Linked DNA regions of Homo sapiens: region 1 is linked to region 2. A link is an interaction called in ENCODE POLR2A ChIA-PET data of the cell type or tissue named here. Cell type or tissue: GM12878. All regions are shown on one strand. Links, peaks and the distances in the headings refer to the core of each region. The heading gives the core; the rest is flanking DNA.

Region 1 (5,000 bases), core at 1-5,000, 450 kb after region 2:
CCCGTATAGCGTCCTGTCTGATTTCCGAAACATGACGAAGGGCTCCTCCTGCAGAGACAGATGGGCAGGGTGTGACGAAGACTGAGCAGCTAGGGCGGAGGCAGGCTTGCACTGGAGAGTCAGGGCTAGGACCTCTGCTCATGTTTTTATAAACCCCTTGGAGTGGCTTAGACAAAGGGCCCGTGAAGTCAGGAGCGGGAAAGCACATGTCCTGAGAGCCAGCTGGGGGCCTCATGAATGGCTACCTGGTACAGGGCGGGAGCTCAGTAGGCACTTACTGATTTAATGGCCCAGTGGTTACAGAGCTAGTGAGCGGTGGAGCAGGGCTTTGAACTGGAGACCCATCCCAAGGCCCATGGTCTCTTTGCTGCACTAGTAATAGAGGCTCAGCGTGTGGTCCCTGCACCTGCAGCATCAGCATCACCTGGGAACTTGTTAGAAATGCACATTCTCAGGCCCCACCCCAGACCTAACTGAACCGGAAACTCTGGGGAGAGCCCAGCGATCTGTGTTTTCAGAAGCCTTCCAGGGAATTCTGATGTCCACTCAAGTCTGAGGACGCTGCTGTAAAAAGCCCTTCAGAAAGCCGTCTGCTCTAACTTCTCTTCCAACTCCAATTTAAAAGATTAGATTTACATGCTCCTGGATGCCGTTCTCTCTTTCCAAGAACCTCCTCAGTCCCCTGTGTTAGGATCCCAGGGGAGTGATTACTGGTAACAGGGACAGCTCATCGGTAGGTGGCTGTGCCGGGCACTGGTCAATTAGCAAATGAGTTTATGCCCATGGGGGGCCTAGCACAGAGTCCAGCAGAGCTCAGCAGACAGGAGCTGGTATCGCCTCATTTCACCTTAATGTCAGCCCTCTGGGGTGGGTATGAATAATCCCATTTTATAGATGCAGAAAGTGAAGTTCATGAGGATATGTGAGTTGTGCAAGCACCCCTAGCCGGCATGAGAGAAGATCTGAATTCAGGTTAGTGTGACCCCAGAGTGCGAGTTCTGTGCCTGAGGCCCATGGTGCTCCTCCCTCAGGGGCAGGCGATCCCCAGGAAGGTGCTTGTGGGTCAGAGATGCCTGTCCCATGCCAGACCCCCCACCATCCACCCCCTCCACCTGCCACAGGCTTCTTTCTTTCTGGGTGATAGGGAGCCTGGGACCGGATTTGAACAGAGCATGACTTTGTCTGATTTCTCATTTAGAAACAAACCCCTGGCAACCCTGCAAAGAATAACTGGGAGAAGAGGCAGAAGAGCCAGTGGAGAGAGGCGATCCACTTCATCCAGTCGAGATATGCAGTGTGAGGAACTGTGGGCTCCGATGCAGCAAGTCCGAATCCAGGTCAACACGCAAGTCCACGCTTTTGCCGGCACCGTCTATCTGGCTTCACTCACAAAGCCCCATCCCGTGTCCATGATGGATGCGCTGAACTCCCAGAAAATTCAACACAATTGAGTTCCTACTCTGCACCAGGCACTGATTTAAACTCTTTGTCACAGACTGTTTGACTTAAGCCTCACTAGCTTGCAAGATAGTAACACTGTCCTTATGTGATAGATGAGGAAATTCAGGCTCAGAGAAGGTCAGTAAGTTGCCCAAAATCACACAGGAACTGAACTACAGTGATGGGATCCAGTTCCAATCCTTCCCAGTCAGCTGCACCTCTCTCTGGCTTGGCTCTCCTGTCTGTTCCCTGGGGTCAGACCTTCCGGAGTTAATCTGCTTTTCCAGATCCCCAAATCAGGTAAAGGGCTGCCATCCCAGAGCCTGTTCCTGGACAACTCTAGTCTTCTTCTGACTCCCCTGAGCCTCCTTCCTTCGCCCCCTGCCCTGTTCCTGCCTATAGCTCCTAGGCCTCTTTCTGTCAGCCAAACGTCCCCAGACCTGCCTCAGCACCCCAACGTGACAGAATGTCTCAAGCCTTCAGTGGCTGTGTGACCATGGTTAGCTGACAGAATGCAGGAAACCAGGAAGCTCATGTCTGCATGCCCAGATTAAGGCACATGCTTAACTATGGAGGTGCCTCATCCTTCACTCAACTGGCGGGGCCATTCCCTTGACCTCATGAGCCCCAGGGTGGGATGGGCAGTGGAAGACCCGGTGAAGACCTTTGTCAGAGGTCCTAGGAGCAGATGCTCACCAGTAGCCTCCTGCTGGGCTCCCGCTGTGGCGGCAAGCTTGAGCCTTTGGCCCTCTCTCCCAGCAGTGCTACTTCTCTAAATCCCATCCTGCCCCATGCTTGATCCACTGGAGCTTTTCAACAGTCCCTTGGGATGCTTCAGGGAAAGAACTGGTGGGGGTGGGGCAGTCTCTGAATCCCCAAGGGATTCCCGACTAGCCAGGGATTCTGAGTCTAACTGGGTAGGAAGCTGGACCCTCGGCTAGGCGCCATGCTTAATCTCAGTGCCTCTCTCACTCGCCTTCCAACCAAGCAGGCAGCTCAACAAGGTTGGAGAAGAGTCCACGTGGGGCCTGGGAAAAGTGCTGAGGCTGGAGGAAGGAGGACATCGGCTGGTCCATGCACTGCCTTCATGCAAATTCATCTCTGGGCAATGCTCCTGCACCCTGGCATGGGGCCTGGCGAGCAGGGTCTTTTGGTTGATGCTCTTGTGCAATGGACAAGTTGCACCACTGCACCTGGTGGCCCTGACTTTAGCTGATGGAAAGGATCAGAGAGAAGGTACCATCTTTCCCAGAGGATCCACCAACCACACACAGAATCCTAGGCAAAATTTACCTCCTTCTGTAAAATGGGGAAAATAATAGAACCTGCCTTACAAGGTTGTTGTGAGGATAAAATGAGTCAGTCTACGAAAAGCACTCAGAATAGTGCCTGGCAACTGTTAGCTGCCAATATTATTATTATTATTAATCATTATCATCCTTATCTTTTTCTTGTATGCTATTTGGCGGGTTACTGCAGTGACCTTTGCAGCCTAGAGGCCACACCCAATGCATCAAAGGTTAAAACTCATGGTTGATAGCGGAAAACCATTTCAGGAAAGGTCCCTGAGATAGCTCACTTCCTGACCCTGTCTTCACGCCCCTCCCTGGCCTGATCCTCTAAAATTAGCACTTCATTTGTGAAGCCACCACAGCCCCAGAATCTATACATCTCCATATAAATACGCTGCCTTCAGAGCAGCTGTAAAATGCCATTAATTTCGGGAAGTGCTTTGCGGATGGCATACATATTTAACAGCCAAAGCCCAGAGCATTAAAATGGTGCTCGCCTTAGTAATGTGTCTCTAGACCTGCAACATTTCCTAGGGGGTAATTCTGAACTCCGCCAACTACTTATTCATGGACTATTTCACAATTTATTACTGGAAATGTCCAGACAGCCAATTCACAAGCTCTCTCGGCTGCTAATCGATTGCTCAGTGAAGGTGCCCTCAATTTCATAACTTCACGCTCTTCTATTGCTCTGGGAGAACAGCCATAGGAACAGGGGTAATATTTCTCTTCAACAAGTCACGGAAAACAGGGGTCCAGAAAAATAACCGTTTCTGACTTTCCGTTGTCAGGGCTCTTGGTCCGGTTTCTCTCCGATCACTTACCCCAGCGTGCAAGCCAGGCCTAGCGCTAAGCCTCTCCCAGTGTGACAGGGTCCATGGAGTTGGAAGAGGGAGTCTTGGGGGTTATCCCCAATTTGGGAAGGATCCAGGGATTAGCTACCTGATATCTGGGTTCTGAAGCTCCTTTCTGACAGGTAACGTCAGCCCATAGCCACACATGCACGCACAAGTATATACAATGTCCTTGGCACAAATGCACCACATTTTCAGATGTCCTGTCTGCCTAGCCCTTCTCAGACACAGAGGCCAAGGACCTTGGACCTGAGGCCTTGGCTTCAACCAGTTAGAACCAGCACACAGTATCAGGAGTCCTATTCTCCCAGCAGGAGGGGCCTAGAATCGTTCCCAGCCTGGGATAGTTCTCCCAGCCAACACTCTAGCCCCAGGTTTTTCCCCTCTCCTGCTGCTGGGTGCTGAGTGTTGGGCTTGCCTGGCAGGCAATTGAGCCTATGTGGGTCACGATGTGCACACGGCACAAATGCACCCATCACTGAGTATCCAGATACCCGTGTGTAGCTGGTCCTACACCCACCCACACACCCGCACGCATGCCCACACCGTGACACCATGGCTCACATCGGCAGCCAAACGAGTCTTGAACCTTCAAAAGCTGGGCCCCCAAGAGTGGGCCGGGTGTGTTTTCTCAGTGTGTGAGCTGAGGTTTGGGCAGATGAATTTTTCATGAGCTCGTGGAAGAGCGGAACCAGAACAGAGGCTGGGGCCGGGCGGTGAGAGGGCGGGGGAGGGCAGGCGTCCAGTCTCCTGCTGCTGCTGTTTCCATCTCAGGAATGGGGAAGGCTGCCAGTGGCTCTGAGGGGCCAGAAAGGGCAGTGCCAGGGCTCTGTCCATCTGTCTGTCCAGGGTAAGGCATCTTTAGCACCTAACGCTGGGGGTTTAGGAGAGGGGAGAATAGCAGGTAGGTTTGGTGGCAGCTCACACAGAGCTGCTGCTTTCTGCCACACCAGATTCCTGGGAAAGAAAGGGGAGGAGAAACTCCCCCTTATCAGGGGTCTTGGATCCAGGCCCTGTTCCCTAGAGGCAGAGCAGTTTGATGTTGTGTACTGGTACCTTGGGACCTGCCTGTCACTCAAAGCACTGTTGCCCTGACAACATCCTCCCAGACAGGCTGGGGCTGTGCTCTCAGCAGGAGGTGCTGGCCCTACATTCAGGCTGCGAAGCATGGGGTTGGATTTTCAGCCACAGTGGCTGGGGCTGGGCCACTCCCTGTCACCTTTTAGCTGTCCCAAAGAGCCCAAGCCTGAGAGCATCCCCTAGGGCTCCAAGACATGCAGACCATGCAGAGCCTTTTGGGAACATTCTCTGGAGCATCTGGAGCAGCTCTAGTTTCAGGGGGCCCTAGGCCAGTCCTTGCATGGGAGCGAGCATCTCTCCTCAGGAGACTCCAAGGACACTTCTGGCTAGACAG
Region 2 (8,353 bases), core at 129-5,128:
TGCCTATCACAGAAGGAGGGAAAGAGACCTTCAACCCCCAGGGGCTTCCTCAGGCTTCTGAACCCTCGTCTCCATTACTGGTTGGCTCTGGCTTCTCTTTGTCACCAAATCGCAAGGCCTAAATCTGGCAAATTTTGAGTGTCAGACCTACACCCTGTGGCTAGGTACCACCACTGTGGTGAACAAAGGCACCTCTTATACTCTGTCATCAGTATGATGCCAAGAGTGCTGGGAAACAGAATAGCACAGCAGTTAAGATCATTGAGTTGGAGTCACACAGACCTGAGTTCAAATCCCCATTCTGTTGTTCACCTTGAGCAGGCCACATAACTTCCTTGAGCCGGTTTGCTCAAATGTAAAATGGTGCTATTAATATATGGGGTTTTTATAATGATATAATAAGATTACTTTCAGGGCTGGGCGCAGTGGCTCACTCCTGTAATCCCAGCACTTTGGGAGGCCGAGGTGGGTGGATTGTCTGAGGTCAGGAGTTCGAGACCAGCCTGGCTAACATGGCAAAACCCCGTCTCTACTGAAAATACAAAAATTAGCTGGACGTGGTGGCTGGTGCCTGTAATCCCAGCTACTTGAGAGGCTGAGCAGGGGGAATCACTTGAACCTGGGAGGCAGAGGTCGCAGTGAGCCAAGATCGCACCATTGCACTCCAGCTCAGGCAACAAGAGTGAAACCCCATGTCAAAAAAAAAAAAAAAAGGATTATTTTCATTCCACAAGATTGATGGAGTGCCCACTATGTGCAGAGCACTGAGCTAGATGCTGGAGATTCGGCATAACCAGACAACAGCTCTGCCCTTGTGGAGCATCAGAGCACCCAGCACAGGGCAAGTAGTAAAATTCAACAAAGAGTAGCTATTTTTCATTTATTTTATTTTAGAGACGGGGTCTTGCTGTTGCCTAGGCTGGAGTGCAGTGGCACAATCACAGCTCACTGCACCCTCAAACTCCCAGGCTCAAGAGATCCTCCCACCTCAGCCTCCTGAGTAGCTGGGACTTACAGGTGTGTCCCACCATATCCTGCTAATTTTTAAAAAAATTTTTATAGAGACAGGGTCTCACTGTGTTGCCAGGGCTGGTCTTGAACTCCTGGGCTCAAGTGATCCTCCCACCTCAGCCTCCCAAAGTGCTGGGATTATAGGTGTGAACCACTGCACCTGGCCAGTAGCTATTTTTCATGACCATTATGGTGCCCATCTTGGCACTCTGCCTCTAACTTAGCCATGGGACCTGGGGAGAGCCCCTTTCCCTCTCTGAGCCTCAGTTTCCTCAGCTGTAAAATGACAGAGTTGGACTGGGTCAGTAGCAGCAGTTCCCAACTTTCCCACCTTCAAAGCCTTTTTTAGTCTTTTTCCCTCTGCCTCCACACTATCCAGAATCTGGTGGGACAGTAACACTTTGCATTGTTTTTCATCTTTTCCTTGGTGTTCTCCCTCCTTCTCTTACACAGATAAGTTACTCTGTATTCATTACTTCGGGAAACAAATGATACAACAGAATGCAGGGCCTATTTTTAGCTTCTGAATTCCAAAAGCTTAGCTTTCAGGGAGGAATGGACAGAATTTCTGTGCAGACACACATTTAGAAAACTATAACGGGGATCTGGGAGTCTGAGATTGAGGAGGGGGGTCCCTGAGAAGAGAGAAGCTTCTCCTCAGTCTTGTAACTGGGAATATCATCTGGGTCCAAGGGATTGAGAAGCAGAGAGGAGCTGTGCTCCTTTTCCTGGGTGGGGCACCAGGGAAGTCACAAAACCCTCTGGAGAAATGGCTGCATGCTGCATTTTGGACAAACAGGGCCTAACTCACCTAAGACTCAAGAATTTCCTAGGCCTAACATGGCCTGGGGAAAGCAGAAAAACAAAACAAAACAAAACAAAACTCTGCACACCTGAGAGGGGTATGGGTTACACTTGGAGGGGTCTTTTGGTGGGGGGATGGGGAGCAACTCAGCAGCAACCTTCATGGGCTGATGACAAAAGGTCACAACCAGATGAGAACATCTCAGTGGATGCTAGTGTGACTGGATGACCAAATCAGACTATGCTTCCCATGCTTTGGCACCTTGAAAGGAAGAGCCCTAGAATTCCAACAGAATGCCAAGGAAAATGGGGGAACTGTGAATTGACCGCAATTAACTTTCTGCCACTCTGGCTGAGTAGGGCAAAATACAGGAATTCAAGTGAGTTAAAGAAAATTCAAGTTCTGTTTCTTGCACACCAGAAACTGGAACCAGCTACACTCTGTCCACAGGCCTTGTGTCATATGCCCCACCCCCTCCCATTTCTCCACTCTCATCTGCCTCCCTCTCCCCCAATAGCCACAGTGTTACTATTATTGTCCCAAATCCCCAAGCTTTCCCATCCCAGGACCTTTGCACAGGCAGTTTCCTCTGCCTTGTCCTGGCTTTTTAAATGACAGGCTTCTTCTCAGTTTAACTACTTTCCTGCTGGGTGGGGTGGCTCAAGCCCTTAATCCCAGTGACTGGGGCCAAGGCAGGAGGATTGCTTGAGGCCAGAAGTTTGAGACCAGCCTGGACAACATAGTGATACCCTGTCTCTTAGGGAAAAAAAAAAAAGTTACGAAATTAAGACACCACAGGTGTGTGGTGGCATGCACCTGTAGTTCCAGCTACTTGGAAGGCTGAGGCTTGAGCCCAGGAGTTCAAAGCTGCAGTGAGCCATGATCGCACCACTGCTCTCTTGCCTGGGCAACAGAGCAAGACTCCCTGTCTAAAAAAAAAAGATTTCACTTCCTCAGACTACATTTTCCAAAATAAAACTACCTGTTATTGTCTCTCAAAAGGCCCTGTTTATTTCCTTCAGGGCACCTGTAAATATTTTTACTTTTTTAGTTTATCTGTTTCCCTCACTAGAATGTTCACTTCCTGAGGCAAGACCCTTGTTCATCTTGATGTTCCCCAGTTGCTACCACTGTGCCTGGTACATAGCTGGTGCTCAAGAATGACCTGTGGAATGGCTGACCAGTGGCAGTTGGGGAGTTCCTGGCTTCCCACAGGCTGGTGGGCACTGGGCTCTCTCAACCCCTTCCTGGGCCCCTGATAGCCTTTTCCAGCAAGCCAAGACCAGATTACAAAAGACCCACCTTTGGGGTTTAAAGTCTCAGCTGTGCTCTAACCGAGGGGCTTGGCAAAAATGTGTCTCTGCAGGGCCTGGTTCCCCTCATTATCATCTGTCTTCCCAAGACCTTGCCTAGGAATGACAGAGGGCCACTGGGGTCTGGCACATGACACTTAAGGAACATGTCTTGAGCCTGTCTTCTCAGCAACCCACACTAGCCTTACTGCTTCCCTTGCTGCTCTGCTGAGGACGGAGAAGCCCTTGGTGTGCCATCACAGCCTCAGAGCTCGACCTTTCCTGCATCCCTAAGCCGAACCCCCAGCTAAGCCCTCTTCCATTTCTCACACACGGGCACACATGTGGGAGAGGTCTGCAAGGGAAGCTGCTGTGGGACTCCCACCAGTTCCTCATCTCTCTCCCCACTTGCGAGGGTATGGTGACGTTCCCACAGCGAAGGCCTTCCCTCTGCACCTGCCCTCTGGTTTCTCTTTCCAGCAGTCACTTTGTGGTGTCAGTCAGTCCTCTTAACTCCAGTTGTCAGAGGGGCCGGAAAATTCAGAAGTTTTCTCTGCTAGGACCCTCCGTTCTCCCTGAAGGCAAAGGGCAGAGTTAAGGGGATTCTAGACCTGTAGGCAATAAAATAAATACAGTATGCAAAAGAATCACGGTGGATGGGTGGATGTGAATGCAGATTCCTGGGTGCTAGACTCCAATTCAAGCTTGGGTAAGGAGGAGCCAGGTAAGTGCATTTCCTACACACATCCCAGTTGGTCCTGATGAGGTGGTCTGCAGACAACACCTGACACAGACTGAACTCGAATGTGAATGCAGTGCCCTTGGGCTGCTAACGTCCACATGAACATTCCTCTCAAATCTCCCTCAAGAATGGTAGCATCTTAAGGTCAGGGGCCCTGCTTTATTCAAAACTCTCTGCCACAGCAGTTCTCAAGCTGGATTTCATCTTTGGTTTTTTTTTTTTTTTTTTTTTTTTTGAGACAGTCTCACTCTGTTGCCCAGGCTACAGTGCCATGGCGTGATCTTGGCTCACTGCAACCTCTGCCTCCTGGGTTCAAGCAATTCTTGTGCCTCAGCCTCCTGGGTAGCTGGGACTACAAGCGCATGCCACCACGCCCGGCTAATTGTTCTATTTTCAGTAGAGATGGTGTTTCACCATGTTGGCCAGGCTGGTCACAAACTCCTGGCCTCAAGTGATCCATCAGCCTCAGCCTCCCAAAATACTGAGATTACAGGCGTGAACCACTGTGTTCAGCCTCATCTTTGTTTTCTTTGACCACCTCCCCCACTAGGATATAAGCTCCGATGCAAAAAGGTTCAAATCTCACCTGATAATGTGTGCTTGGCCAGACCCGGTGGCTCATGCCTGTAATCCTACCACTCAGGGAGGCTGAGGCAGGAGGATGGCTTGAGACCAGGAATTCAAGACAGCATGGGCAACATAGTGAGACCTTGTCTCTGTTGAAAACAAAACAAAACAAAAAGATGATGTGTGCTTAGCAGAAGGCCTTGGCACATGGCAGGTGTGGTGTGGATATCTGATGAGTTCAAACTCTCTGGATCCACAGGAGAAAGTCACTTTCTTTCTTTTTTTTTTTTTCCTGAGATGGAGTCTCCGTCTGTTGCCCAGGCTGGAGTGCAGTGGTGCGATCTCGGCTCACTGCAACCTCCACCTCCTGGTTCAATTCAAGCGATTCTCCCACCTCAGCCTCCTGAGGAGCTGGGATTACAGGTGTGTACCACCACGCCCGGCTAATTTTTTTTGTATTTTTAGTAGAGACGGGGTTTCACCATGTTGGCCAGGCTGGTCTCGAACTCCTGACCTCAAGTGAGCCACTTTCACTAAGACGGTTGTTTGCCTGTGGCAGGCCTAGAATGACAACAAGGCAGCTACTACAAGGACGTGGGTTCTAACCCTGAGAACCCAATAACTCTCAGATTAGAGATGGAATTCCTGCTCCCACAGGTGCAGGAATGTGTGTGCCGAGCTCCCACACCCCAGGGGAGGAGGGCCCAGGATACTGCAACCTCTCTGCTTCAGGAAACAGCAACAAGACTAACAGCCTCTTCAACAAGGACTCTGAATAGAAAAGCCATTTTCCACCTGACCAGACTGAAGTACTCTCCTACCATTCTAAAACTGCTACATATTAGAATTGCCTGGGAAATTAAAAAAACTCATAGCCCTCAGACCATACCCCATACCAATGAAATATGAATCTGTGAGGGTGGGACAGGTGATTCCAACGTGCAGCCAAGCTTGAGTCTGCCCCCGACTACACAGGACGGCCTGGGAGCGCAGCACACAGAAGGGAAAGCCTGGGGCACGGACCTGTTTGTATCCAAGTTGGGTTTCATGAGAAAATGAACACAACTGCATGAGAAATGGAGACACTTAGAGGTGGCTCAGGCTGAGCATGTTTAATTATCCTCACTGGGAGAGTTGAAAACTACTTGACAGGTTCCATAATCAATAAGTCAGAGATTCAGATCATCAAAAAGGGGGATTGTCACCTACCCCAAGGCCACATATAGGATTCTGGGTCCCAGAGTGAGTCTGGGAGGTGGAACCCTGTGAAAGGCAGCTTTGACAGGTGGTGTCTGTTGGACACCAGCTTCTGGCCTGGCCCTGCTTTCTTCTCGGGTACCAGACAGGGTGTGAGGGCAGGGAACTAGCTCCGGAGATCACTGGAGGACTCCGAGTTGGGGCCAGGGCTTGCTGAGGGCCTCACTTACAGTTTTTTGGGGGAAATTCCCACCGGCCTTGGCCCTTGCCACCAAAGTTTCGCACCCGATGGATAATCTGCAGCTGCTGCTCAATGGTCGAGGTGATGTTCACGTCATCTGGGATGTGGACGTAGCGGACATTGCGGCCTGTCACAAAGAGGTCATCCAGCTTGACCTGATGCCCCCAACGGTCCGTGTAGGTGACTTTGGCCAGGCGGATGTTCATGAAAGCATCGACATTGTCTATGCGTCCGTGGGCCACGCTCTCATCCCGCAGGTCCACAGTGGTTACCCGGCCCTGGAGGCCCTGCAGTAGGATGATCAGGCTGTTCTCAGAGATGGTCCGCTCCTTCACTGAATGGCTCACCGCCATTCTTCCACACCAGCTGCCTGCTTGCTGTGGACAGGAGCACACAGATGGCAGCTATAGCAGGGTAGGGGGTACAGTTGCCAACTCACCTCCACCAGGTTCTCAAACAAAATTCCCAGCACAGACCACCTCTGCAATTTTTGTATCTGTGGACACAGATGCTTCCCGCACATGTCTCATAGAATCCTCACACCAACTTGCAAGCCAAGGATTACTTATGCTCATTTTATGAATGAGAAAAATATGGCTAGGATGGCCAGGCGCGGTGGGATACACCTGTGGTACTAGCTACTCAGGAGACTGAGGTAGGAGCTTCACTTGAGCCCAAGAGCTCTGCTGACCTGCTTGGGCAACATAGCAAGACCCCAACTCTGATTTTTTAAAAAAACCTACAAGAAGGCTGGGCATGGTGGCTCACGCCTGTAATCCCAGCACTTCGAGAGGCTGAGGCAGGCAGATCACGAGGTCAGGAGATTGAGACCATCCTGGCTAACATGGTGAAACCCCGTCTCTACTAAAAATGCAAAAAAAATTAGCCGAGTGTGGTGACAGCGGGCGCCTGTAGTCCCAGCTACTCGGGAGGCTGAGGCAGGAGAATAGCGTGAACCTAAGAGGCGGAGCTTGCAGTAAGCCAAGATCGCGGCAGAGTGACTCCGTCTCAAAAAAAAGAAAAACCTATAAGAAAACGGTGAGCATTGGCCGGGCGCGGTGGCTCACGACTACAATCCCAGCACTTTGGGAGACTGAGGCGGGTGGATCACCTGAGGTCAGGAGTTCGAGACCAGCCTGGCTAACACGGTGAAACCCTGTTTCTACTAAAAATACAAAAAATTAGCCAAGCGTGGTGGCACATGCCTGTAATCTCAGCTACTCGGGAGGGTGAGGCAGGAGAATTGCTTGAACCCAGGAGGCAGAGGTTGCAATGAGCCAAGATTGCGCCATTGCACTCCAGCCTGGGCAACAAGAGCAAGACTCTGTCTCAAAAAATAAAGAAAATGGTGAGCATTTCTATTGGGTCAGAGACAAGAAAAGGATGCCTTTTATGGCTTCTAATCAACAGTAAAATGTAGGTAATGGTCAATGCAATGTTCAAAAAACGATTACGGAAAGAAGGGAAAGAATTTAGAGAAACAATAATTATAAAGGAAGATCACTGTCCTTGTTGGTCAATTATAAATTATATGATTATCTACATTGAGAATGCAAGACAAATTATTAGGACTAACAACAAAAGTCTGTATCATTCCTAATAATACATTAATTTTAAAAAATCAATAACTTTAAAAAAAGAAAAATATGGCTAGGAGAGGTAACTTGCCCAAGGTCACAGTAAATAAGTGGAATTGCTGGAATTCAAATCCGTAGCCACAGGCCGGGCGTGGTGGCTCCCCGCTGTAATCCCAGCACTTTGGGAGGCCAAGGTGGGTGGATCACTGGGGCTAGGAATTCAAGACCAGCCTGGCCAATATGGTGAAACCCCATCTCTACTAAAAATACAAAAATTAGTCGGGCATGGTGGTGAGCACCTATAATCACAGCTGCTCCGGAGGTTGAGGCAGGAGAATCGCTTGAATCCGGGAGGTGGAGGCTGCAGTGAGCCAAGATCACGCCACTGCACTCCAGCCTGGGTAACAGAGAGACTCTGTCTCAAAAAAAAAAAAAAAGAAAATCCATAGCCGTCTGGCTCCAAACCTCACACCAGGTGTGCATTAGAATCATCTGGTGAGTTTTTAACCCAACCTCCCCACCCCAGAGATTCTGATTCGTTTGGTTAGAGGGGTGGGCCCAGGTATCCTATTTTGTAAAAGCTCCCGGCTGGGCGCGGTGGCTCACGCCTGTAATCCCAGCACTTTGGGAGACCGAGGCGGGCGGATCATGAGGTCAGGAGATCAAGACCATCCTGGCTAACATGGTGAAACCCCCATCTCTACTAAAAATACAAAAAAATTAGCCAGGCGTGGTGGCGGGCGCCTGTAGTCCCAGCTACTCGGGGGGCTGAGGCAGGAGAATGGCGTGAACCTGGGAGACAGAGCTTGCAGTGAGCTGCAAGTGGAGTGCCACTGCACTCCAGCCTGGGCAGCAGAGTGACTCCATCTCAAAAAAAAAAAAAAAAAAAAAAAAAAGAAAGCTCCCCAGATAACTCCAAAG

Evidence for each region. Peaks named below come from ENCODE experiments on the same cell type or tissue, not always from the same donor. Only the 100,000 strongest peaks of a DNase experiment are listed, where the experiment ranks them.
Region 1: POLR2A ChIA-PET joins it to region 2 with 7 read pairs; 2 of 35 experiments call an interaction of 5 or more read pairs at or near these places.

Annotation. Positions count from the first base shown.
Region 1 is chr1:36,841,892-36,846,891 of GRCh38, forward strand. It overlaps GRIK3 (glutamate ionotropic receptor kainate type subunit 3), which reads right to left. Exons shown (of 16, transcript NM_000831.4): 10 at 1-48. Among named protein-coding and RNA genes, the nearest start is that of GRIK3, 190 kb to the right of the region's middle. In GM12878, for the core only: no CTCF peak of the experiment used is centred there; no DNase peak of the experiment used is centred there; H3K27me3 peaks cover 126 bases.
Region 2 is chr1:36,387,922-36,396,274 of GRCh38, forward strand. It overlaps LOC124904012 (a long non-coding RNA gene), which reads left to right. Exons shown (of 2, transcript XR_007065779.1): 2 at 1-2,817. LSM10 (LSM10, U7 small nuclear RNA associated) reads right to left here. Exons shown (of 2, transcript NM_032881.3): 2 at 5,515-6,232. The coding sequence starts at 6,208. The coding sequence ends at 5,837. Among named protein-coding and RNA genes, the nearest start is that of LSM10, 5.8 kb to the right of the region's middle. In GM12878, for the core only: no CTCF peak of the experiment used is centred there; no DNase peak of the experiment used is centred there; H3K27ac peaks cover 4,216 bases.